Linked DNA regions of Mus musculus: all the other regions are linked to region 1. The links are chromatin loops, found by intact Hi-C in ENCODE. Cell type or tissue: heart. All regions are shown on one strand. Region 1 overlaps Pde4dip (phosphodiesterase 4D interacting protein (myomegalin)). Region 2 holds the start of Gm31242 (a long non-coding RNA gene). Region 3 holds the start of Chd1l (chromodomain helicase DNA binding protein 1-like).

The links. A loop is a pair of places that touch in the nucleus more often than their neighbours do. Peaks named below come from ENCODE experiments on the same cell type or tissue, not always from the same donor. Only the 100,000 strongest peaks of a DNase experiment are listed, where the experiment ranks them.
Region 2: it touches region 1 in a loop (8-fold over the local background); 34 of 42 quality-filtered maps call a loop at or near these places.
Region 3: it touches region 1 in a loop (2.7-fold over the local background); 3 of 42 quality-filtered maps call a loop at or near these places.

The regions. Positions count from the first base shown.
Region 1 is chr3:97,876,196-97,884,195 of GRCm38, reverse strand. All of the region lies in intron 1 of Pde4dip (phosphodiesterase 4D interacting protein (myomegalin)), which reads left to right. Among named protein-coding and RNA genes, the nearest start is that of Pde4dip, 8.5 kb to the left of the region's middle. In heart, a CTCF peak has its summit at 4,738 (motif pointing right); a DNase peak (open chromatin) is centred at 4,765.
Region 2 is chr3:97,676,348-97,684,347 of GRCm38, reverse strand. Gm31242 (a long non-coding RNA gene) reads right to left here and starts at 3,785. Exons shown (of 2, transcript XR_375880.2): 1 at 3,310-3,785; 2 at 2,287-2,774. n-TQctg2 (a tRNA gene) reads right to left here and starts at 2,889; the gene lies at 2,818-2,889. In heart, CTCF peaks have their summits at 2,358 (motif pointing left) and 3,629 (motif pointing left); DNase peaks (open chromatin) are centred at 2,397 and 3,527; H3K4me3 peaks cover 2,966 bases; H3K27ac peaks cover 2,738 bases; H3K27me3 peaks cover 577 bases.
Region 3 is chr3:97,605,847-97,613,846 of GRCm38, reverse strand. It overlaps Chd1l (chromodomain helicase DNA binding protein 1-like), which reads left to right and starts at 3,657. Exons shown (of 23, transcript NM_026539.2): 1 at 3,657-3,784. The coding sequence starts at 3,676. It also overlaps a transcript of Fmo5 not described here. In heart, a CTCF peak has its summit at 4,477; DNase peaks (open chromatin) are centred at 3,626 and 3,916; H3K4me3 peaks cover 1,592 bases; H3K27ac peaks cover 1,208 bases; H3K27me3 peaks cover 291 bases.

The DNA.
Region 1 (8,000 bases):
CGAAAGCAACTTGGGGAGGGAAGAGTTTATTATACTTATTCTTCTTTTTGTTTGCTTATTTATTTTACTTATCCACTTTATATCTCACTTACTGTCCCCCTCCTGCTCACAACCCCCCCCATACAGTCCTTTCCCCCATACCCCTTCTTCCTCTCCTCTGAGCTGGTGAGGATCCCCCTGGGTATCCACACACACACACTCTGGCACATCAAGTCTGTGGGGCTAGGTACATCCTCTTCCACTGAGGCCAGACAAGGCAGCCCAGCTAGAAGAACATAGCCCATGCACAGGCAACAGCTTTTGGGATAGTAACCCCCCTCCAGTTTGGGACCCACATGAAGACCATGCTGCACATCTGCTACATATGTTCAGGGAGGCCTAGTCCCTGCCTGCATATGTTCTTTGGTTGGTGGTTCAGTCTCTGAGAGCCACAAGGGGCCAGATTAGTTGACTCTGTTGGTCTTTCTGTGGAGTTCCTATCCCCTTAGGGGCCACAATCCTTCTTCCTATTTTTCCATAAGAGTTCCTAAGCTCCATCCACTGTGCATCTGTCTGAGTCAGCTGCTGGGTGGACATGCTTACTCTTCGATATCATAGTTCATCATTAATGGCAGTCAGGGCAGGAACCTGAAGGCAGGAACTAATGCAGAGGTCACGAGGAGTGCTGCTTACTGGCTTGCTCCTCAAGGTTTGCTCAGCCTGCTTTCTTATAGCACTCCAATCCACCAGTTCAGGGTGGAACCACCCACAATGGGCTGGACTCTCCCACATCAATCATTGATTAAGAAAATGTCCTACAGGCCTACCTACAACCCAATCTTATAGAGGCATTTTCTCAATAGAGTTCCCTCCTTTCAGATGACTCTAGCTTGTGTCAAGTTGATATAAAACTAGCTAGCACAAATGGTCAGGACCCTTTTAAATATTAGAATACCTGCCTGGAAGGCTGCACCTGGTGACCAAATGGTGATGTGTTTTTTTTTTTTTTTTTTTGGGTGGGTGGGGGGAACATTCAGAGACCATATGTCCAGGTAATACTCCAATCCTCTCAAATCACTGGTTCTCTGGGTCTTATTTGTCAGAGCAGATTCATAAGTTGATGTGTGCTAGACCTAAAGACCTAAAGAGACTCCTGTAACTACTGTATAGTTATCTGTGGGAAACAGCACAGTCAGTCATCACTGTTAGCTTATTTATAATTTCTGTTATCAATACTGCTTTAGGTTTTTAAAGAGTTATTTTATGTATATTAGTGATGTTTTCCATATATATATGTATGTGTATATATATATATATATGTATACACACACACACATACATACGTATATGTGTGTGTGTGTGTGTGTGTGTGTGTGTGTGTGTGTGCACCACAAGCATGCCTATGCCCAAGAAGGTCAAAAGATGACATAGGAGCACCTGGAGCTGGACTTACAGATGACTGTGAGGCATAATCTGGGTGCTGAGAACTGAGTTTGGGTCCCCTGGAAGCGCATCAAGTCCTCTTCACCACAGAGCCGTCTCTTCCACCACTATAAACAGTGTTTGTGAACACATGCTATATGCCGGGCTCTATGCGTTTTTAAATAAGCATTCAATCCTCATTATGACCCTGCAAGAATGATATTAATTATTATCCCCAACTGCATTTAAAAAGTTAAGCAGTTTGACAAGGCCACGCAGCTGTAAAGTAGCAGACTGCAAGCCTAAGGAGCAGGTGCTAAATATCTGTGTCATGCACGGTAGAGCAATTGTTTTCATTTGTCTATGTTTAAAAGCTCTTCCTTTGTGATGCCAAGAAGGCTATATTTCCTTTAAAAAATAACTCTAAACAGAACTATGAGTCAATAAAAGTCAAATGTAAAGTCCTTTGCTAGAATTAGAAAAAAATGACCTGGTCCCCAACTCAGCACACATTTAAATAGCCCACTTGCTTTAAGATAATAAACTGCTTTACAGAGTCTGACCTTGTGAGGACGTACTTTCTCATTCATACGGTAAAACCCATGAAGGTCATCACAGAGAGACGAATGACTGAGACTATATCAAAAAGTGTCAGGCCGGGCATGGTGGCGCATGCCTTTAATCCCAGCACTTGGGAGGCAGAGGCAGGTGGATCTCTGAGTTCGAGGCCAGCCTGGTCTACAGAGTGAGTTCCAGGACAGCCAAGGCTACACAGAGAAACCCTGTCTCGGAAAAAAAAAAAAAAAAAAAAGCGTCAGGGTACACCATATTTAGGTTAATAAAAAAAGAGTGAACTGCAAATCTCAAAGGGGAATCTGGGATACTGCTCAAACCACAAAGAAACCACAAAACAGAATAATAGGCACACATGTTCAGAAGTTTGCCCACTGTGTGTCCTCATCCACTGCACATCCAGTTCCCTACAGCAGCTCCCAGAAAGTGAGGAGGAATGTTGGCATGGAGACGGTACCCGGTGAACAAGCAGAAACAGCATCCTATTTTCAGCATCTATGTTAGTTAGTGACAAGACACTAGGCCCAGGGCAGCTTAGAAAAGAAAGTTTATTTCACCAATGAGATGTGCCGAGCTCTCCTGAAACAACACCTCTGGCCCAAGGCAGCACCGGTGAACTGACCGTCCATCAACCCTTACTTTAACAGAGAGAAGAACTAACAGGATGGCAGAAAACATAGATCCTAGATGTATTATTAATACCCTTTGAAAAAGATTTTGTTCAATGTTTTTGTGTACATGTTTTGCCTGCTTGTACTTACGTGAATCACATGTGTGCAATGCCTGAAGATGTCAGAAGAGGGTGGTACATCCCCTTGACCTGGACTCAGAGATCGTTGTGAGCTGCCATGTGGGTGCTGAGACCCAAACCTAAGTTCTCTGCAAGGACAGCCAGCACTCCTAACCATTTATCCATCTGGATTTAATTTTTTTTTTTTTTTACTTTACATTAAAATCTTGGAACAGATCACATTCCAGAGTTACATTTTATTTTCATGATGCCTGGAACAGGAGGAGAGGGCAGTCCGTGTTTTGGTGATTCTTTTTTCTGACTTCTAAGCTAGACAAAGATTTACCATCAAGTTTGATAAGGGAAAAGAAACTAAGATTTTATTTGGAAAATATGGAATATATGGTCCCTAAATGTCTGCTGTGTTACAGTCTACTTTGTGAAAACCCACCAGGCTGCCTCCTTTGTAAAGTTAAAAAAAAAAAAAAAAAAAAGAAGAAGAAGAAGAAGAAGAAGAAGAAGAAGAAGAAGAAGAAGAAAGAAAGAAAGAAAGAAAGAAATCTAAGAACCATCAAGGTAATAGACCCAGTGGGTTTCTATTGGTTTTTCTTGGTTTTGTTTTATTTTGTTTGGGATGGGGCGTGACCCTGGTACCTAGACTATCCTGATTAAGAATTGCCACTTTGTTCCTTATCAGAACAATAAATATTTTGTATTCTACAGTTTAAAAAAAAAAGAAAAGAAAGTTTAATAGGGCTTCCTGTTCCCAGGGGTTAGACTTTATGGTGCTGGACTGAAGGCATGGCAGCAGATGGCTCTGGCAGCAGCTGAGTCATCACATCTCCATCCCCAAGCAGAGGCAGGGTTCACTATGAGAGGGATGAGTCTTTTGAAACTCAAAGCCCACCCCCAGTGACACACCTCCCCTTCAAGGCCACACACCCCTAATCCCTTCCCAATAGCTCCCCAACCTGGGGACCACAAATCAAACATATGAGCAGGGATGGGGTGGGGTGGGGGATGTTAGTATTCAAACCACCACAGCATCCATGCTGTCTCCAGTATAGTTCACTCTGTAACACCTCTGGCTGTATTAACCCACAGTGATATTCTGCAACATAGCTTTATTGGGCTTTCAGCAAGAAAGATCTTCATGAACTTCATGTACTTTGAAACTCGTTTCAGAGAGAATATGCATAAGAGGCACAGACTATAAAATGATAGTCAATGGTCACTCTTCTACCCATTTTTCCTCACCGTTGTGGCAGCATGAATGAGATTGTTCTCCACAGGCCCTGGCACTTGAGTGCTTTGTTCCCAGTTAGTGGTGCTGTTTGGGGAGGTCTAGAAGATGTAGTCTTGTTGAAGGAATTACGTCACTGAAGCAAGCACAAGATATCCTTGAAAATCGGCCTGAGCTGAAGATCTTGACCTTGGTATCAATCGAATGAGCTCTGAGCTATGCATACTTCAGCAAAAGCAATCTGAGAGTAGAATCTGGCAGAGTAGACCAGGCACGTGGCCAGGGGTCTGCCTCACTACACTGAGCTTTGGGACCATAAGTCCAGTGCTCCACTCAGAGGATAGATGAGAAATGGTACAGGGACCAGACACAGTGGTCCATGTCTTCAATTCCAGAACTTAGGAGTGGGGCAGGAGGATTGCCACAAATTCAAGGCTAATTGATCTGCATTCCAAGCCATTGAGGACTACAGAGTGAGATCCTGTCCCAAATCAATCAATCAATCAATCAATCAATCAATCAAACAAACAAACAACCCACGAAGGTAACAGAATCAAACACAAGACCGGAGAGATGGTGACAATATGAACCAGACATTAATAAGGATGTAAGAAGGCAGGCCCGTGATGCCCTAGCACTAGGAAATAAGCAAAATGCCTATAAAGGTGTATCAGGTAGCAAAAACGAATACAATAGGTGAGTATGAAAACAGAAAATAGTTAAACGAATTACAGGGAGCATTTAGGGCCAAATAAAATACACCCACGAGGCTGCAGCAGGAAGATAGATTCTACCAGCAGGGGGCGCATGAGGGTGGCTTTTATTGTCACAGCATCCAAGTTTTGATACCAAGTTTTGACAAGCAGCTGTTACCAGTGGATAGAGAGGCTCCAGGTTGGAAGTGTCCTAAGGCAGCTAGAAGTCACTACAGCCTGCATAAAACATGAAGAAAGCGTTGCTGCTTCCAGTCATGTGACAGAAGAGTCAAGGTGCAACAAGATTTGGTTTTGTGTTGAAAGACAAATGCTTGAAATTCAATGATGTGTGTGCGTGCGTGCCTACGCGCCCATGTGCCATCCTCGTACTTGGCAAGATGGAGGCCGAAAGGTCAGGAGTTTGAGTTCTATGAGATGTGGTTTTCAGAATACAACAAAACAAATGCAAAACAGGAGTAACAAATGAAAAGGCTGCCCTCAAAGTAACTTGATCTTTCTTTCCTCTCCTCTCCTCTACCCCCTTGCCCTTCCTACTGTCTCCCCCCCCCCCCCCCGCAGCCTTCCCCCCTCCCCCGCACCTTAGTGATCACAGCAACTTCCAGCTGAGATTTGAAATGAGAAATAGGTCACACTAGCTGACCTTGTCTCGTAGTTGCTTTTAAAGTTATTGTGAGAGGAGCGACAGCATATACGTGGAAAGTCAAAGTATATGACACAGTGTCACAGGAAAGCTTGGGGTGACCCAGGGAAGCCACCATACAATACCTGGGAAACTCGAGGCTCTTCTTCAGTGTCTTTAGTCTTCTTAATAAAAGAATTTAAGAATGGATTCAAACGGAAGATTGAGGGTGATTTGTTAGTGTTTAAAAGGAAAACCTTCTGACAGACAAGATGGAAGTCTTGCAGCTGCCTGGAAGGCAGGAGGAGAACGAGGAAGAGAAGGCAGCAGATTCATACTGCTTGCTGTAAGGCTGCCCAGAGGTCAGCCACAAGATGAGGAGCAGAACTGAGGCAAAGGGGTAAGGAAGCCCACAGTGTTAGGCAGAGTTCAAAAGCAGCCTTAGGTCCTGGCCAGCATCTGAAAGACAGTCAGAAGAAAAAAGAAATAGTTACACCTTTCTGAGTGAGTTGGGACTCAGAAAGGTGGGAATACCAAGAGTCAATTCTCTCTTTCCATCTTTACGTAGCTTCTAGAGATCGAATTCACATTGCTAGGCTTGCATGCAAGTGCCATTGTGTACTGGTCTATCTGCCTTCCAGGCAGTCGCTTGTACCTTATGGAATCTAAAGGGACCATTTGCTATCTGGTGGTTGACAATCCACAGACCGAGAGCTGGGGCTAACAAGATCTGAGGATCTCGGCACAAGAGAATACCAACTGGGTGCATCTAGGGCTTTGACATTTATTGATGCACCTCAGCATGGCCTCCAGGAATGAGTAACTAGGGCCACGGCTAGGAGGAAGGAAGCATGGTACACCTCCCAGGATTTATTTCATCACAGATGTGTGTGCACGCAGGCACATGTCAAGTCCATGTGCGTATGTATGCTGGCTAAAGCTCAGGCTTGCCTGTCATTCCTCAGAAATCCTCCCCCCGCCCCCCGCTTCTTTTTTGAGATAGAATCTTTCAGTGTGCATTGGGGCTTGAACTCAGGTCCTTACGCATGCACAGCAGGCCATCACGGAAATTTTAACATTAGTTTTGTTTTCTAAAATATTGCATTAGAATATCACTTATTGGATTTTGCCTCATGGGCCTGGTATGAGAATGGAATTAAGACATATTCAGGATAAATGAGTGTTAGAGGTCTATTTGTCTTTTGGTTAGAATTGCCAGAAGCTTGCTATAGAACACAATAAATAGTATTGGGGCTCACATGAAAACGGGGGAAACTGCATGCAGGGAGTGAGTTCTCATTAGAACTTACTTGATGTTTTTGAACCCCTGCCAGCTGAAAGAAGGGGGAACCCCACTGTTTTAAACTGCCAAGAAGCTGCCTTCCAGGGGAAATTTGTCTTTGTCAGGGCTTTGTCTTTGTCTTAGCAGTGACTACTTGATGAGCCCTCTTGATTGTGCAGATGTGAGCCAAGTACCAGTTAGGGGTGGCTATGGGTAGTTAGATGTCAAGAACTTGGCTTCAGGGACTTCAGATGAGCAAAGTTTTCTGTTTAACAGGGACAAAAGCTGGCCTGACAGGACGAGGTGCAATCACAGATATTTAATAATTTTAATTAGTCTTAGGAAATACTAAAATCTTTAGTAGTGAGAAATTCACATTATACTTTCAGTGATTCACTTGGATGGCAGCAATAATTGTATATGTGTGTGAGGAGAGAGGAAAAATTGTGGAGAACAGTTAATGAATGATGAATCAAGTAGGAGATTTGTAAAACTTTATTGTGCTGTTTTGTAGCTCTTCTCACAAGAAGAGAAACAATTATGAGTGGAAATATGTTCAAAAAACAAAGATAGGTTATATGTGTGTATGTATGTATCTCTCTCTTTCTCTCTCTCTCTCATCTATCTACCTGTACTCAGGGGTAAGGTAGTAGATGGCTATATTCAAAGGTAAGGACCGTGGATGGACATAGTTATATTGTTCTTAGCAAACTTTTTCATAATTCAAAACTCCAGTCTTAGATTTAAACCAAGTTTTGCCGTTCCACACACTTCCTCTCCTTATGGCTCACACACAAGCCATCCTGGACTGGTTGGCGATCTGGTGCTAGAACAGCTTGCCACATCCCAGAGTGACTCTGGTTTTAGTGATGGTGGCTTGTCAAGAATGCTTGGAAGCTTCTTAGGAATTTATGTCAGCATTGTTTCCAGAAATGTATTTATTGACCATAATATCGGCCTGGGTCTGCGCAATTTTTAAGGCTTATTTTGTATGCTCAACATAAGGAGAATGACACAGAAAATTCACACAGGTCTTTTCTTACTGCTCCAAAGTCCCTCTGAGAAACTGACATGCCACGTTTATTGCACGGTTTCCCCTCCCCCAACATCGGATGCATATAAACAGCGGCGTTGAAAGGCTGGGATGGGGCATAAATTACCGCCAGCTGTCTGAAGCCTTGCTCATAATTTCCTTCTTTGAGGTTTTTGTTACAGCTGACAGATAAGGCGGGCCAACGGAGGGTTGGGGTTCTGAATACACACAAATACACACACACACACACACACACACACACTCACTCACTCCTAAACACAGGGAGAAGGAAATTAGGGAAACTTCTTCTTCCTCTCAATTTCAGAACTTGGTCTTATGATAAGGCAGGAAACTGATAAATGGAAATTCGGGGTCACTGGCCTAGGCCTGGGGAGAAATAAAA
Region 2 (8,000 bases), 200 kb after region 1:
TATGCTGAGACACCCCTTCTCCCTTCGGTGAGCTTATTTAGGCCTCGGGGAGGAGAGTTGAGGGGGTAGAGACAGTGGAGAGGGAGGGGGGAGGGGAATGGGGAGAGAAGGGACTGAGAAGGAAAAGAGTAAGAGGGTAAGAGAGTGGAGAATGAGGAAGAGGCAAGCAGCCCCTTTTATACTGAGTCAGGCGAACCTGGCTGTTGCCAGGTAATTGTGGGGCGGAGCATAAAAGGAATGCTGACAACGAGGAGGAGGGCGTGAGCCCCGCATCTGACAACTCCTGCTTGGATCCAGTCTGACAAGGATAAGTGCTTGGGGAGGAAATTCTTGAGGGCGGGGGTGAGGTGGGGTGAGGGGTGGATTTGCATATCTACAGCCAATCAGAAGCTACTCAGGGCTGTGATTCCGTGGTGTAAAGGTGCAGATGTTAGACTCTGGGTCCAGCGATCCGTGTTCAAATTTCAGTGTGGCCTTTTCCTTTAGTGGAAACCAAAGCTGCTGACTCTTACTGTGAAATGCCGTTCTCAGGAGAGCGCCATGGAGAAAGTTGCTGGCCAGTACATCTTTGCAGAACATAGCAGGCGTGTGTTACAGTGTTCATTATATTGGTGAAGTGACTGTGTTGTTTATACTTGTGGAATGCAGACCGTGGGAGTGAAAAGGGCTCTCTTATTCCAGACTCCAGCACGCTTATTTCAAGTGTCCTCCTGCGACGGCTAATCTTGGTGGTCAACTTGACAGTGTGTCAAGGAAGGCAGAGCCCCATTTGGGAAGATGCCTACATGGGATTGTGCGTGGGCATGTCTGTGGATAATTTTCTTGATTGCTAATTGATGTAGGCGGGTCCAGCTCACTGTGGATGACGGTTCATACCTTAGTTATGTATGCTTGGGCTGAATAAAAAAGAACCAGAAAAGGTGAGCAAGCCAGAAAGTAAGCTTTTCTCCACAGTTTCTACTTCAAGTGCCTGCCTTAAGTCGAGGGATGTCTTGACTTCCCTCGATGATCTATGAAACGAAATAAACTCTCTCCTACGTCCGTGAACAGCTCTAGAATGTGACAAGTAAGGACAGATCTGTTAATCAATCAAAGCGACTTCTTGGCTCAGGCAAGTTAACTGCTTTAGGCTTCACTTTCTTTTTTTTAAAATATTTTTTATTACATATTTTCCTCAATTACATTTCCAATGCTATCCCAAAAGTCCCCCATACCCTCCCCCCCACTTCCCTACCCACCCATTCCCATTTTTAGGCTTCACTTTCTACTCTGTTAAATGGAAACAATGGAAATATCTACCTTGTTGAGTGGTGGGACTCACATAAAATAATGCACACACAATGTCACTCTTGATATGTCCAGAGTCTATTGGTCAGAATATTTTATCCCAACAACAGAAAAGCAAACTAGAACGGAAATGTCTGTTCTGGAGCAGGGTGTCCCCCAAACCCTGTAACAGAGGATTATGCAAAATCTTCCCTAACTATTGGCTACACTTTTCTACCAGTATCCTAAGGTATCTTGTGGGCAAGTAAGGGGCTCCAGAAACTTCTGGAGAGTTCTCTCTCTCTCTTTTTTTTTTTTTTTTTTTTTTTTTGTCTCAGGAGGAGTTGGCCTGTATCATTACTTCAGATCTGGGCCCCCGGGTCAGATTCCATAGGGGACGGGATGTTTACCCCACAATTTGGGACCAGAGCAGAAGCCAGTCACTATCCTCTGAGTCTCGATGGATGATATGAGACTTCACCTGTAGCAAGAGGACTCGGTGAGAATGAAATTAAACGCTTGCGATTGGTGCTGAAGCCACCACCCAGAGAGGGAAGCCGAGGTCCCAATGGTCGAAGACGTTAAGTAAGCAGAGAAGTTTACTTTCCTGATAAACACCGACCCAGCTCTGAGGGGCTGAAGCTTTTACTTGCGGTAAAAGACCTTGCCACTCTCGGTCTCCAGATTACCAGGGGAATGGGACTCCGCCAGTCTTCCGTCCTCTTGGCCGAAGTATTGGGACTTTTTTTCCCCTCCCCCACCTCTCTCAACCACCTCTGATGGGACCTCCCATTTCTTTTCAGATCCCAGCCTGAACTCTCTAAAACAGCAGTTATACTTTTCAATACTTCGTAACTACCCAAAATTCCAACCACAGGAAAACGATTATTTCAATTTCTCCAGGCGCCTGCACGTGAAGGCTATGTAAACCTTCCTCTAACATTCCCACGGCCTTCTCCAGTGGAATTTTCCTGGGCAGAGTTCTGGCAGAAGGCAGCTGCAGCGGTTGATTTCAGACTGGTGACCCGGGGAGGAGCCACCTGGGGCGCTGCGATCCAAACTCAGCTCTTTTGGTCTCAATTAAGGAGACAGCAGCGGCCTCTGCTGGTTTCAATAGAATCTCAGAAGTTCAATGAGCTAAAACGCACTGAAATTGCTCAAACGCAAGGGCTAGCTAAGGGCTAGCTCGATTAAATTCCCTTCATCGTGTGCAGGAACAGGAGATGATGGAGCCTCGGGTGTGTCTGTAGCCAGGTGTTGAAACCCTTTCGGCCCCAGCTCACCTGAAAACGTGGCAGACCTGAGGGTCGTGGAGCCGCGATGTGTCAGCGAGCCTCGGGCCAGGCTGGTCGCAGAGGACAGGATTTTGCGGTGTGTTCGGGCTGCTACGATGTGGATTGGTGTCTCAGAGCTGAGAGATAGGACGCAAACGCGGTGTGCAAATGACTTAGAGCAGGAGTGAAGCCAGGGCCTGCTCCCCTTTCCTTCCTTCCTGTGCTAAGCCAGGGCTATGAACAGAAAGAAAATGGATCCTGTGTGGGTTAAAGAGAAAGGTCCCACCGAGATTTGAACTCGGATCGCTGGATTCAGAGTCCAGAGTGCTCACCATTACACCATGGAACCCTACACACAGAGATGCTCTGACTCACAATAGGTGACCAAATCCATTCTCCGCCTCCACACACCCCACGATTTCTTCCTCAAGCATTTCTACAGTCAGGAAGAGCAACCTAATTAACCGGAAGAATCGGACGCACTCAGGTTCGTTCTGTTCAGCTCTCGGCGTGTGGTCCACTTACTAGTGGGGTAAGCGGGTCTCAAAGAATGAGAAAGTGGATCTAACGCTTTGGAATCAGGGAAGTGCACGGCCGTTTGTTCCTGCATTGCTGGTCTCTTGTTCTGACATACAGTCCCTTGCGCAAGCGCTCCCCGGGCCACCCCCGAAAAAGGTTTTATTTTGCTTTGTAGTTCTCCCCCTCCTCGTATTGTCCAGAAAGCTCTAATGACTTCTATCCCGATCCCTCATTTCTCCTCCAGCCCCACCTCTGTTCTGCTTCTTCCGTCCTTGTCCCTCTCTTTCATGCTCCCCAACCCCCGCGTAGCACAGGCCACAAGTCATTGGGAAGTTGCAACCATAGAAAGAAAGGAAGGCGGGGCACCCACTAGAGGAGCATCATTGCATCTCTGGTCAGGGTGAAACGATCCGGGCAGCCCTTGGGGCTAGGACGGCACTGGCCTTAGGTGAGTACCAGACAGATTCAGAGCTGAGGACCCGGTGACACTTTGCTAAATCGCCTAGAACTGCAAAGCTGTGCTTGAGCACAGTGTGCCTTTTAAACTGGTGGCGGTTCCTCTCAGCGCCCCCTCGTGGCTACGTCAGCACGTGTACACAGCGGGACCAGTGGGGCCTGTGATGCCATTAAGATGGGGAGAAAACTGGGTGACACTTGCCACTTTAGAATGACGAGGTCAGCAAACTACAGTTGAGATCTATGTAGGAGAGAGACATGAGCTTCCCTCCTGGTGCCAAGTGGTAGTTGAGAAAGCATCTACATTTTAGTATTCAGAATATGGGTGGTTTCCAAACATAGTCCTAGAGATCACAGAAAAAAGCATGACTGTGTCATAGACCTTCAAAACTGCTGCAGCTAGATCTGCAAATACCTAATGGCACAGACTCTCCCACCCAGACCTGTGCACAGCCAACATTGGGTACTACTAACTCTTTTTGTTTTTCAAGACAGGATCTCTCTGTAACAGACCTGGCTCTCTGGGAACTTGCTTTGTAGACCAGGTTGACCTTGAACTCACAGAGATCCTCCTGAGTGATGGGATTAAAGGCATGGGCCACCACACACACTACTAATCATTGAATAGAGGACAGAGTTTTAGAGTCTATGTGGCAGTAGACACGGAGCCCATGGATTTTCCTCTTAGACTGAGTTATATCAGTCAGTTTCGATAAGTGCTAAGGTTTGGATTACAAGTCTTCAATACCCCTTGCTTCTCCTATGGCTTATGTGAGGTCTAGGCTCCAGCACTTTTGAGGGGTAGACCCAAGACCCTAGGGATCTCGAGGGCACGAATCTCATCAAGGGAGTATTAGGAAATGAAGCCTGGTGGGAGAAAATGGGTCAGTGAGGGACAAGTTTGACTGGTGTGCCTTGTGCAGGTCTCTTTCTCTCCTCCCTCTTCCCTCAGCTCTCTGCCTCTTGATGGCCATGGACTGAGCATCACCTCAGGGCCATGTGCTCCCTGCTCTGGCATGCACTGCCTGCTATAAAGATCCTGCCTCACCTCAGGTTGAAAGCAAGGGGCCAACCAACCATGGGCAGGAACCTCTGGGATCATAGACCAAAGAAACCTTGCCATGCTTAAGTTGCTTCTCTCCCCAAAAAAAGTTACAACGGGGAGTTACAGCTGCAGTTTTTAATCTGGTCCACAGTGGTTGCCCTGGGGCAGTATAGGGGAGTAGAATTCAATTTTTCTCAAAGTATTATTTTATTATATGAGTGACTTAACTAGAAGAGATTCATGTGTTATGCTCAAAAGGAGAAAGGGAGAAAATAAGGAAAAATAAGAAAGATGGCTCAATTCTTCCCAAATATGGAAATAATTTAATCTAAGAAGAAGAGTTTCTTCGAGGAAAAAATCCTGAATACATGACATATTCCTGGGAAGACGCAGCTCCAACTTCACGGGGCCCGTTGGAGCATCAAAAGATGGTTTAGCCACGTGGTTAAAGAGCCTCTGTAGGAACCCCTCCCAGCCTTCTTCTACCCAACTCTCAAAGCCACTGTCTTCTTATATTTGAGAAATGGGACTTGAGTTAATGATTTCATGATTGAACCCGATTTCCCACACTTAAGATGACTTAGCTGCCCCCAAAACGTAGGGCCATTAAGGAAGGGAGGCAGAAAGATCATAAGAGCCAGTGGACAGGGAGGACCAGACCAAAGGTGTCTTCTGGACAGAACCCGTGAGTTCACAGCATCTGTATTTGCCAGCACAAGATGAAGACAGGCAACATCCCAGAATATCGTGGAAAGGCCTTATGAGTCTCCATTCCTGGCCAAGAAGCTATTGGCAGTTGATAGCTTCTAGGGGAAGCAGTTTTAAGGGTGTGGCTCCTGCAGGTCTACCACATTCATTTGGATAGTCCAAACACCCACGGTATACAGGCAGCACAAATTAAATGCCATGAGAGTAAAACAGACAAGTTGGGAGAGAGTGAGGAGTTGGGGATAGATCAGGGAGCATCGGGGATGAATATGATCAAAATATATCATACTCATGTGTGAAGTTCCAAAGAATGAAAATATTATTTTAAAAAATGACCCAGTGAGATAATTCAGTGTGTAAAGTACTTCTGAAGTAGATGGAAGTCCCTAGCAAAAACACCTGTCATGGCAGTGTGCTCCCTTCCTGCTTCTAGCACTGGGGAGGCAGGACGATCGATCACTGGGGCTTGTTGGCCAGCCAGTCTTTCGCAATGGATAAGCTCCAGGTTTGCTGAGAGACTCAGTCTGAAATACTAAAGTGGAAAGCAAGAGAGAGAAATATCTGACTGGCCTGGCAAAACATCCATAGCAATGCAGAAGTAGTCCTTTTATCTTGGAGGTAGCCAACAGCTGTCAGATCAGACATATGACCCACTCTTCAGGAGGGTATTCATACCTGATACTGTAAACCTAGCTAGCTCCTCGTGCCTGAGGTCATGGACCACAGAGGACCCACTACTGCCAGTTTCCTAAACTAATATCATCTTACTGTTTTCTAAATTACCTGTCCTTATACCCACAGGTAAGCGTTGCTTTTACCCGCCCCTCCCCAAACAAGCTTCTTTTGCAAAAGATAGAGACAATTACAGAGATAGGCAACTGGTGAAAATGACGAGAGTAAGGGACTGTGGTGACGTTTAGTAACGTCTGCATCACTACCCCTACATTTAAGGCTCAGTGAAGATCACAGAAAAGGGAGCAGAACAATTGGTTGTGAAAAACAGAGGCCCAGGTTGTCTACCATTAGATAGCATCCCCTAGGCGTGACAGAGAAAATGTACCCATGACTATCAATATGGTTGCTAGAACAAGACCAGCATAATGACACCAGTTGACATGCCAACCCACATGGTCTCACCGAGAGGGAGGATCAGTTTCTTCCAGGCGTGCATGACTTTCCACATAGGTTATCCAATCCCAAGTGATCATCCCTAGCACATACATGGGAGCAAAGATAGCTCGAATCAGTAGAATGTATGTGTGTGTATGCTACATGTATATACATGTAACAATAACAAAGTAAGGGTCATGAATTTTGAAAGGCAGCCAGGGTTGGATGGGGAGTGCGGGTGATATAGAAGCAGTGTTCACATATAAAATCTAAACAAGAATCCCACCTTTTACATGAAAAGAAACCTATTGTATGTGATATGAGTGTAAGTGACCCTTAGATCTGCAGCCAGTACCATAGCAATTAGAGCATGAATAACTAACTATTGATTGATATATCAGACACTAAGCTGAGTATTGTCCCACTCTCCTTCCTTCTACAACACACCCAGACCCCTTAAAGGCTCTATTCTGTAAGCACGCTTCTAGCCTTCAGCAACTACTTGAGAGAAAGGTCATTAGATCAGTCAGTTCTCAAATCCTTTATATTTATAACAATCCTTACAGCACTAGAGCTGGGCAGATATCAGTCCTCTGTGCTATTTTGTCTGCTTCCCTGTCAGTAACCCCGAGATATCACTTGCCAGGTTCCACCTGGGCAGCTCCTACTCCAACTGGCCAGCCCTCATGGCCATGAGCTTACAATCCACCTGCCCAATGGTCCCTTCTTCCTCCTTCCATCTCCTTCTTCTCTCCTTGTGGTCACTGCCCGAACCTCCAAGCCAGGGAACTGAAGCCCTACCTAGCCTCTCTTCTGCCCAGCTCTAGGTATTTTTTTTTAGCCAATCATGGTTAACTTGGGGGGCAAGGTTTACACAACAAAAGCTGGTATCCTGAGAGCAACCAGTTCTTGGAGTATAAATTTTAGCATTTGAATATAAGCAGCAGCTCACCAACCTCCTACACTAAGAACGAATTTTTACTGGCATTCCTTAGGTGTTTCTCATCAAGCCTACTGGAGCCAAGCTGAAGCAATAAAATCATGAATTTAGAAAATACTTCCCAAAAGTTATTTTATTGATTTCCTTGATTACATTCCTTGATTACCACCATATCTACCATTTCACTCTATGTACAACACTAGGATATTCCTTAACTGTCTTTCAGCCTCAAACAAAATGTATATAGATATAGATATAGATATGCATACATTAAAGGAGAGGACAGGGAGTTGGGGAAGGGAAAGAGGGAGTGAATAAAAGTGAAATTGGAAAAGAAGTGAAATTGCCTGTTCATAGATGATGCAATATAAAATTCAGAAAACCTTAAGAATTATATACATTCACAAATGAATCAACAAAATGACAAGATAGGAAAATCATCAAACCAAAAAAAAAAAATCAATTTTTATACCTTTTTTTACTATAAAATTTTATATCTAATTTTACTATCTAAAATTAATAAGTCTACTTATGATAAAATGAAATGAATAAAACATGATCCAAAAGACCCCAAAGATCTGAAATACAGACCCTAGAAAGTGATGATGGAAGACATGGAAGAAATGCGAGGTCACCCTATGCTGATGAACAAGATGTGCTGTTGCCTCATCACCAACACTAC
Region 3 (8,000 bases), 270 kb after region 1:
CTTCAACAAGCAGGCTTCAACAACTTTATTTTTTCTCCTAGACTTTTTACACCATCTAACACAAAAATTCTCCATGCAAGAAAAAAAGATTACCTCATAGCTATAAGTTACACTCTAAAAACAATCACCATAAGAACATGTTCTTCAAGAACAGCTTAAAACATTACACAAAAGGAGCTTACAACAGGATTATTAATGTATTCTTTTGAAACTCATAATTAAACATCTCCCATCTATCTTTCTCTCTATAAGTTCATCATAACCCCAAAGCAGTAATTCTTTTGTCATTGATTAACAAAGTTTAAGCCAGCCAGCCTATAGTAGCAAGTTTCTCCCTGACGACAATTTGTATTTAGTAAGAAACAGCTCATCATCTCTCTTATGTCTTAGTTTTGAAGACTTGTTCAGCTAAAATGACTAATAATATATTCTCTATTATACTCATTATAGAATGATTTATTTTTTGTTCATAACCCCATCTTTTCACGGTGCACACCAAAACCTGTGGCCACATCCCTAGATCACAAGCTCCAGGACTCAGAACCAAGCTGGGAATGACTGTTTCCTTTGACCATTAGCTGTCGCAAGCCTGTGTTTCCCTTCCTAGTACAATTTCGTGCTTGCCACGCACGGACGCTCCCCGTGCTCCTACTGTTAATTCTAACTTTATTATACCTTCCTAGCAAAGCCACCTAAACCACCTCCTTAAACTTTCTATCAACGACTCTAACTTCCTAAAACTATTTAAATCAAATCAGGAATTCTCTAATATCATTAGTTTCATCTAAACGATATTATTTTATGAAAGTTCATCTTCATACCGATGTGTAGGAAAGTTGCCCAACAGAGTGGGCTGTCTCCCAAGAGGCAACCACACCAGACTATAGGCAGTGAGGGTCTTCCCAGACCCACTCACACCACATTAGATATATGAGAAAGACAGCAACGGCAAACAGCAGCTAGAAGCAAGCCAGAAATGAAGCCCCCGGGGCTGTGCCTCTCCACTTGCCCACTGCCGTCCTTCCAGCATGGTGTCCTCCAATTCTACCTTTTGGCTGTTGTTAGAAAATCAGCTGCAGTAAGCATGGAGGTGCAGATAGCTCTCTGAAACAGATGATCGCTTCTTTAGATATATGTGCAGTAGGGGAACTGCTCCGTCATATTACTGTTCTAGTCCTAGATGTATGAGCAACTCGCCATTTTCATGATTGTGCTAATTGGTGTTCCCACCAATACTGAATGGGGATACTCTGTCTTCATGCACTTCCAGGACACCTGGGGATTCATGATAGTCTCTGAATCCCTCATCCTGTCTTCTTTCCTTCATGTGACGTTTTCTACCATGTATGCAGGCTGAATTCCAAAAGCGAGCCTCCTCCACTCCATTTCTCTCTAGGTGATTCCTACTGGCTTGACCTGTTCAGTGTATCTACTCCTCATAGCTACCCTGCATCACGCTGACCACACACCACCTCCTGCCCATGCTTTTGTGATGGCCTCTGAACTGTCTCTCTGCTTCCACCCTGCCCTCTATAGATTCATTTCATGTAAGAGCCAGAGTAAAACTTTCATGTTACCTCATGCACAGACCTGGAATTTCCCAGCTACTTATTTTTTTTTTTCTTCTTAGCTGTGTTTTAAGTGTCAGATTCAATGTATCAGCAGTCTGCTTCCTTTAAAGCTAGATTCTTATCTCTCTCTGGATTACTTTAAGTAAGAAGAAAATAGGAATGCTTTTGAATAAGTGGCGAGTGGTTGACTGCATTGCTTTAGCAGATTAGAACCTGGGGAGAAGGAAGTGAGACAGAGAGACCAGATGCAAAATCACTCCAGAGAAGCCCTTGAAAGTCACACCTTCCTCTCAGGAGTTTGAGGAAGCCTTGCCACCGACAAGCTAGCCTACAGGGTCAGTCCAGCCCCACTATGCAACGCCCATGGCTTTGGTCGGCATCAATCACTTTCTTTCCAATTTTAATTTTATTCCTAGATGGAGGGGAAGAAAGCGGTTATAAGTGAGTGGAAAGCACTTCAGGAGAACCGGAGTGCCTCCAGCTACAGCTTTAGCACTGTCTGCCTGGACTGTTAACTGAATTCTATTTCCCCAGTACAGGGGAAATCTGGCACACGAGGCACACGATGGCAGTGTTGGTTAAATAACAGCTGATACTCAAAACCAACCCTTGGTAAGCATTTCTAGTGACTTGGGGACTCAAGAGTACGGTCAGAAGTGCTGCCAGAGTTTTGATTTGGGGGGACTCTCAACAAACCAGGTCCAGCCATTTGCCCCTCCCCCCCCAATCAAATGGAAAAACGACTAGTGAAAAAAGGACTGTATTCAATACAGCTCTATTGGAAAACGGGGGCAAGTTTGTTCAGTTCCACTGGTAAGGGACAGATAACACACTATGTTCTTGTAAGAGCCCACTAGTAGTTCATATTATAAACAAGAAACTTCAAGTACCCACTGAGAACTGTTTTTTTTTTTTTTTTTTTGAGTTAATCTTTAACCTCAACGTAATTGATCACAGAGGGGTGCGATGACCTTGGTGTATCTGACACCTCCACTCTTGATCTGGTTGTACCTCAGGTCTGGTTCTGTGTGTTCCTGGAGAAGTCTGTATAACGGGATAATTGATCACAGAGGGGTGCGATGACCTTGGTGTATCTGACATCTCCCCTCTTGATCTGGTTGTACCTCAGTTCTGGTTCTGTGTGTTCCTGGAGAAGTCTGTATAACGGGATGGGTAAAGTCCCTTAGTCATTAGAGGACTACTTCTGCATAGTGGGGCCAGCCTTGGTCCTTCTTAGGACAACGTGGCCATTAGTTATTTGTTATTTGTTTTTGTTTTTATCACACATAGATGTTCTGTTTGAATGGCTACTCTTGGAATCTTGAGGGGATGGGGGGGGGGGAAGTTCTCTCGCACTTTATTTTTAAGAAAAGGTTTACTGCACCTTAGGCTGGTTTCAAACTTGTGTAGCTGAGGCTGACCGTGAGCTCCGGTCCTCCTGCCGACAGCTCCCTAGGGCTAGGATTACAGGTGCTCACCCTCATGCCCCACCCGAGGGCTTGGTACATTCGAGGCAAGCATTCTGCTAACTGAGCTTTGATCTTTATTATTTATTGACACCTTCCTGCTTTGCAGCCCAGGCTAGACTGAACTCACAAATTCTCCTGCCTCAGCCTCCCCAATGCTGAGATTACAGGAATGTACCACCAGGGTCTTTTCTTTGAATGTATCTTGTCACTACACATTTTAAGAGATAAAGTTAATCTTATTTTGGTGTTTTTAGTCATACATGAAGAAAAAGGTTAGATAATATAAGACGTATCTACCTTGTAGTACTAGTTTTTAGGCATGTGCATCGTAACTGAAAACATGGAAAGCTGCTCAGGAATCGGACCCAAAGTTTAAAGAAGACAGATAAGAAATTAAGGGGGGGTGGGGAGCTTGCCAAGTTTTGAGCTTGCTGTTAGCTACCCAAGCAACCCAAGTTAGGAGTCAGAGCTTTTAGCAAAGGCAGCCTCTAGGTCCTAGTCGCAGACGCACACTTAGACCAGAGTCTTCCGCACCTGCGTGCTAAGGAAGCGTGGGAAGGCGCGCGAGCTGCGCCCTCTGGCGGCGGTGCGTTGTACTCCGCACGCGCGGGAGCGAAGGCGCGGGGCCTCTCGGGATGGCGAGCGGCTTGCCGCGCTTCCTGCAGGCGCTGCCGGCCGAACACGGGCCGGAGCCGCTTCGGACGCGGGTGCAGGAACCGGACTTACAGCAGTGGGGCTTGACTGGTGAGCGGGCCGGGGACGCCCGGGGGCGGGCGGGAGCCGGGAAGGCGCGCGGCAGCGCTGGCCTACGCGGGGACAGCGGGGGAGCCAGCAGCTTCCCGGCCGCTCTCGCTCCTCCCAGTCTGCGTTTCCCTGCCGACTGGGCATGCGCACTCACTTGTTGCGGCTCCCTAATGAACTCTCAAAGTTGCGCTGCCCAGCAAAGTTTGTCCTGTCCTGTGCCTCTTGTGCTTTCGTATTAAGCCCACTTGCCATTACGAGTCCCAAGTGAGGGGATCCCACATGTGTGGACCCCAGGTGTGTAGGCTCCAGATGTGTAGACCTCAGTTTGTAGGTTCCAGATTTAGAGACCGCCGGCCTGCAGACCCCAGTGGACCTGGAGCATCCTCATCCTGCGGCGTTCTCTCTATTCCACATCCCAAGACTCCTTTCCTTATGTGTCTGCTGGGAATGTAGTGCTGGTGTAACGGAAAGTCATAATGACTCACCAGTTGTCACCTCGTGGTCGTTATTTGTTGCTGTCGAGAGAGTACTGTGGGGTATGGGGAGCAGATAAACAAAATAAATAGCGGCCCTAGGACCCAGTTTCTTTACTAGCGGATACGTGCTTTTGAAAGCATAAGGAAGCGCTTGACTTACACGTGCCAAGTACCACCAAAAGGTGAGGGTTTGGAAAGGCAACAAAATGTGCCTTTCTGCCAGGCGGTGGCGCACCCTTTAACCCAGCGCTTGGAAGGCAGTGGCAGGTGGATCTCTGAGTTCAAGGTCAGCCTGCTCTACACAGCTAGTTCCATGATAGCCAGGGCTATGTAATAGAGAGACTCGTTCTTTAAAAAAAAAAAAAAAGTTCCGTTAGCTTAGAGGAGGGGCAGATGACGATGAGGGCGAAGTGAAAGACAAGCAGTTCATATTAATATTTTCCATTTATATTCAACTTTAAAATTTTTATTTTTGAGATTATAGTTACACCTCCTCTTTACTTCTTTACACTCTCATAAACCCTCCCATTCTCTCCTTCAAATCCATGTTCCCTCCCCCCACTTAATCGTTATCCTATGCTTATACCTATGTACATAAATACTCCTAGATATACTAGTTCAGTGTGTTTAGTGTCACTTGTATGTACGTTTCAGGGCTGACTGGTTGGCACTGGACAGCCAGTTGGTGTGCTCCTCCCTAGAGAAGACCCCTTTTATTGCTCTTAGCTTTTCTTAGTTGCCTGTAGTTCTTTGTGTAGGATTGAGGCCTCAATGGCTCCTCTCTGTTCATTTTGGCATGCTCACTGGTACTATCTGCATGTGTGGGCAGTCATGTTGGTGACAGTGTAAACAAAGCGTCTGGTGTTACTTGGAGACACAATTTGACAACAAAGTTTTTGACCTTGCTTTCTGTCCCCTCTTCCACAATACCTTAGGTGTGGATCTATCCATTGGGACTGAGTTCTACACTCTGCATTCTAATTGGTTGTGGTCCTCTCTATTGCTCTCCATCTCTGTCAAAGGAAAGTTTCCTTGATGAGGGGAGAGGACTGCGCTTATTTGTGGGTATAAGGACAAGTGTTAGTAGAAGGCAGCATTACAGCTCAGGGTTCTCTGATTCCTGTTTCTCAAGTCCTTCCACCTCTGGGCATGCACCCTAGGTCAATAGAAATGGACTGTCTATTTTGGGGATCTCCTGGACAGCCCCGACAGCACAGTTCAGTTGCCCTTTCTGTTTACTAGAATAAATGCAGTATTCAGAGATGGCAATCCATTGAAAACCTTCTGGCCTTTCTTCCCTGTATGTGCTCATGAAATAATTTATGCCTACAGAAAAAGAAATTTTAGTTTACAATCCTAACAACTCAAAAGAGGGCTTCTCATGTCTTCTATTTGGGTTTTTATTGGGTGGTCTTTGGCTCTGGGAGGGAGCATTGTCAGCCCAGGTGAGAAGAGTGTGTTAAAGCTACATATGTATATTTATACACAGATTTACATTATTATAGGTTTGTTTTGGTTTTAGATACGTAACTGTATGATTCTTTGTGACTTTTTTAGATACCCGTACTGTTATTTTACCCTCCTTTTTCCTTCTGAGTAGTTAGCTAGGTTTCCAGTACAGGTCAGACATGTTTTCCCTCTTGTTGAGCCAGTCTTTTCCCTTCCTCCCAGGAGAGTGCCCCCCTCCCCTTTATCATTCTCCCTATCTGTACCTGATTTAAATCTGGCTTTGTGGACTGGCCTTAGTGTATTAAGCTTATCTTGATTGATGTTTGTCTGCCTATATGCGTGCCAGTGGCCTTGGGATTGATACTTTAAAATATGCAGAAGGGCCAGAACTGTATACAGATCAAATCCAGCTGCATGTAATGGTCCAGGAGGAGCCTATGTGTGCAGGGGCATTCTTGATAAAAGAAAGTGAGCAGACAAGAGGGTGCAGGTTTGAATGCATGGGATAGATATGAAATGTAGATATTATCACAGCCAAATACTTATTACAGTTATGAATTTAATATTTTAGATTTATTATTTTATGTGTGAGTGTTTTGCCTGCATGCATGTGTATGTATTACATGAGCTCCTGGCTCCTATGGAGGTCAGAAGAGGGTATTGTATTCTCTGGGACTAGAGTTACAGATAGTTGTGAGCTTCCACGTGGTACTGGGAGTCTTGAGTCCCCTGCAAGAGTAATAAGTGTTCCTAACCCCTGAGCCAACTCTCCAACCCATAGCTGTGGATTCTTAAATCCTCATCACAGTATATCTAGAATACAGAGTGCAGAATGTAAGTTTCTTTACACTGAGCAACACTGGTAATTGCTAATTTGAGAAGTTAAAAATAGCTTTTTTTATGGTTTACCAGACTGTTCATTTGGCGGTTAGTAATGGTGGAAACTTGTTTATGCATCCTTGGATTAGAAAGCACCTTCTGACTTTTTTGGTTTGTGAGTTTGTTTGCCCTGTCACTTTGGTCCTTTGCCTGAGAGCGAGGCACTAACCAGGACCCTAGAGGTTAGAAAACAGAATGCATTTCCCTGATCCCCGTGGTTCTGTTACGGCTTTGCTGTCCGAAAGGAAGCATGTAGTTTGGAGCAGGAGAGCCACAGCCAGTCTGGAGTGGAGGTGGATCTGTGCTTCCCGTTTTTCTCTTGGCCTCGTGGCTTTTACCTGTGGGCTTTGGCTAGGTTGTGGAGCATCTGTGTTGGCGTGGATTAAGGTGGAAGGTACCAGTTTCTAGAGCTGACTGTACAGTGGCTTGCTTTGGTTTGTTTGCTTTTTGTTTTTCTGGATTCCTGTCCATGGAGGCGGACATGGTGGCCCAGTTCTGTGGTACTGACACAGGTGCTAGCCTTGAGGCCATTCCTCCAGTCTTTCCAACAACTTTACAGTGACCTAATTCTCTGTATTAAACTCTTTTTCTGTCTAAACTACTTAGGATATCTTATATCTCTGCATTTGACTCTTAAATGTTAATGTTGTTATCTCTACTGATAATTTTTATTCATTTTTGAAAATTAAACTTTTAGGGGCTGGGAAGATCGCCTGCAGATAGAGCAGGTACACCTTTACAGAGGACCCAAGTTCTCTGAGCACAGACATGTAGCTCACCACTGCCTATCATTGCAGGTCCATGGCATCTGATGTCCTCTTCTGGCCTCTGTGTGCATCTGCACTCAAGTGCGCATAACCAGACACAGCCACACAGCACACATATAATTCAAAATAAATCGTTTTTTTTTAAATAAGAAAATTAAACTTTTCTAATATGGCAGTCACAGATTCACAGGTAGTTACAGGAAATAATATAGAGAGCTCTCTGTAGGCTCTATCCAGTTTCTCCCAGTGATACCAACTTGCAAAATAAGATATCAGTTAGGAGTTGATATCTGTCTACACAGTCAAGATGGAGAACATTTCCAGTGCTGTAAGCCCCTCCCACCGTCGGGTTAATTTACCAGCATGCACCAGGTTGAGTCTCCTCCCCCTGAAACATCCATTTCCCCATCCATACTCCTGAATTCCTGTTGGCATTCTGGTTTTCTAAATGCCCGGTAGCTTCCAGCTTGCAGGATATTAGGGTGTCTTTAGCCTACAGCTCTAGGTTCTTAACCCGCCTTTTGCAAACCAGTTCTGTAAACCACATGGACAGATTAATCACAGCAGTGACTCCATTCTTGGTACCAATTTCCAGTGACAAAATATCTGATGAAAGTGATTTAAGAAGGGAAGTATTTATTCAGA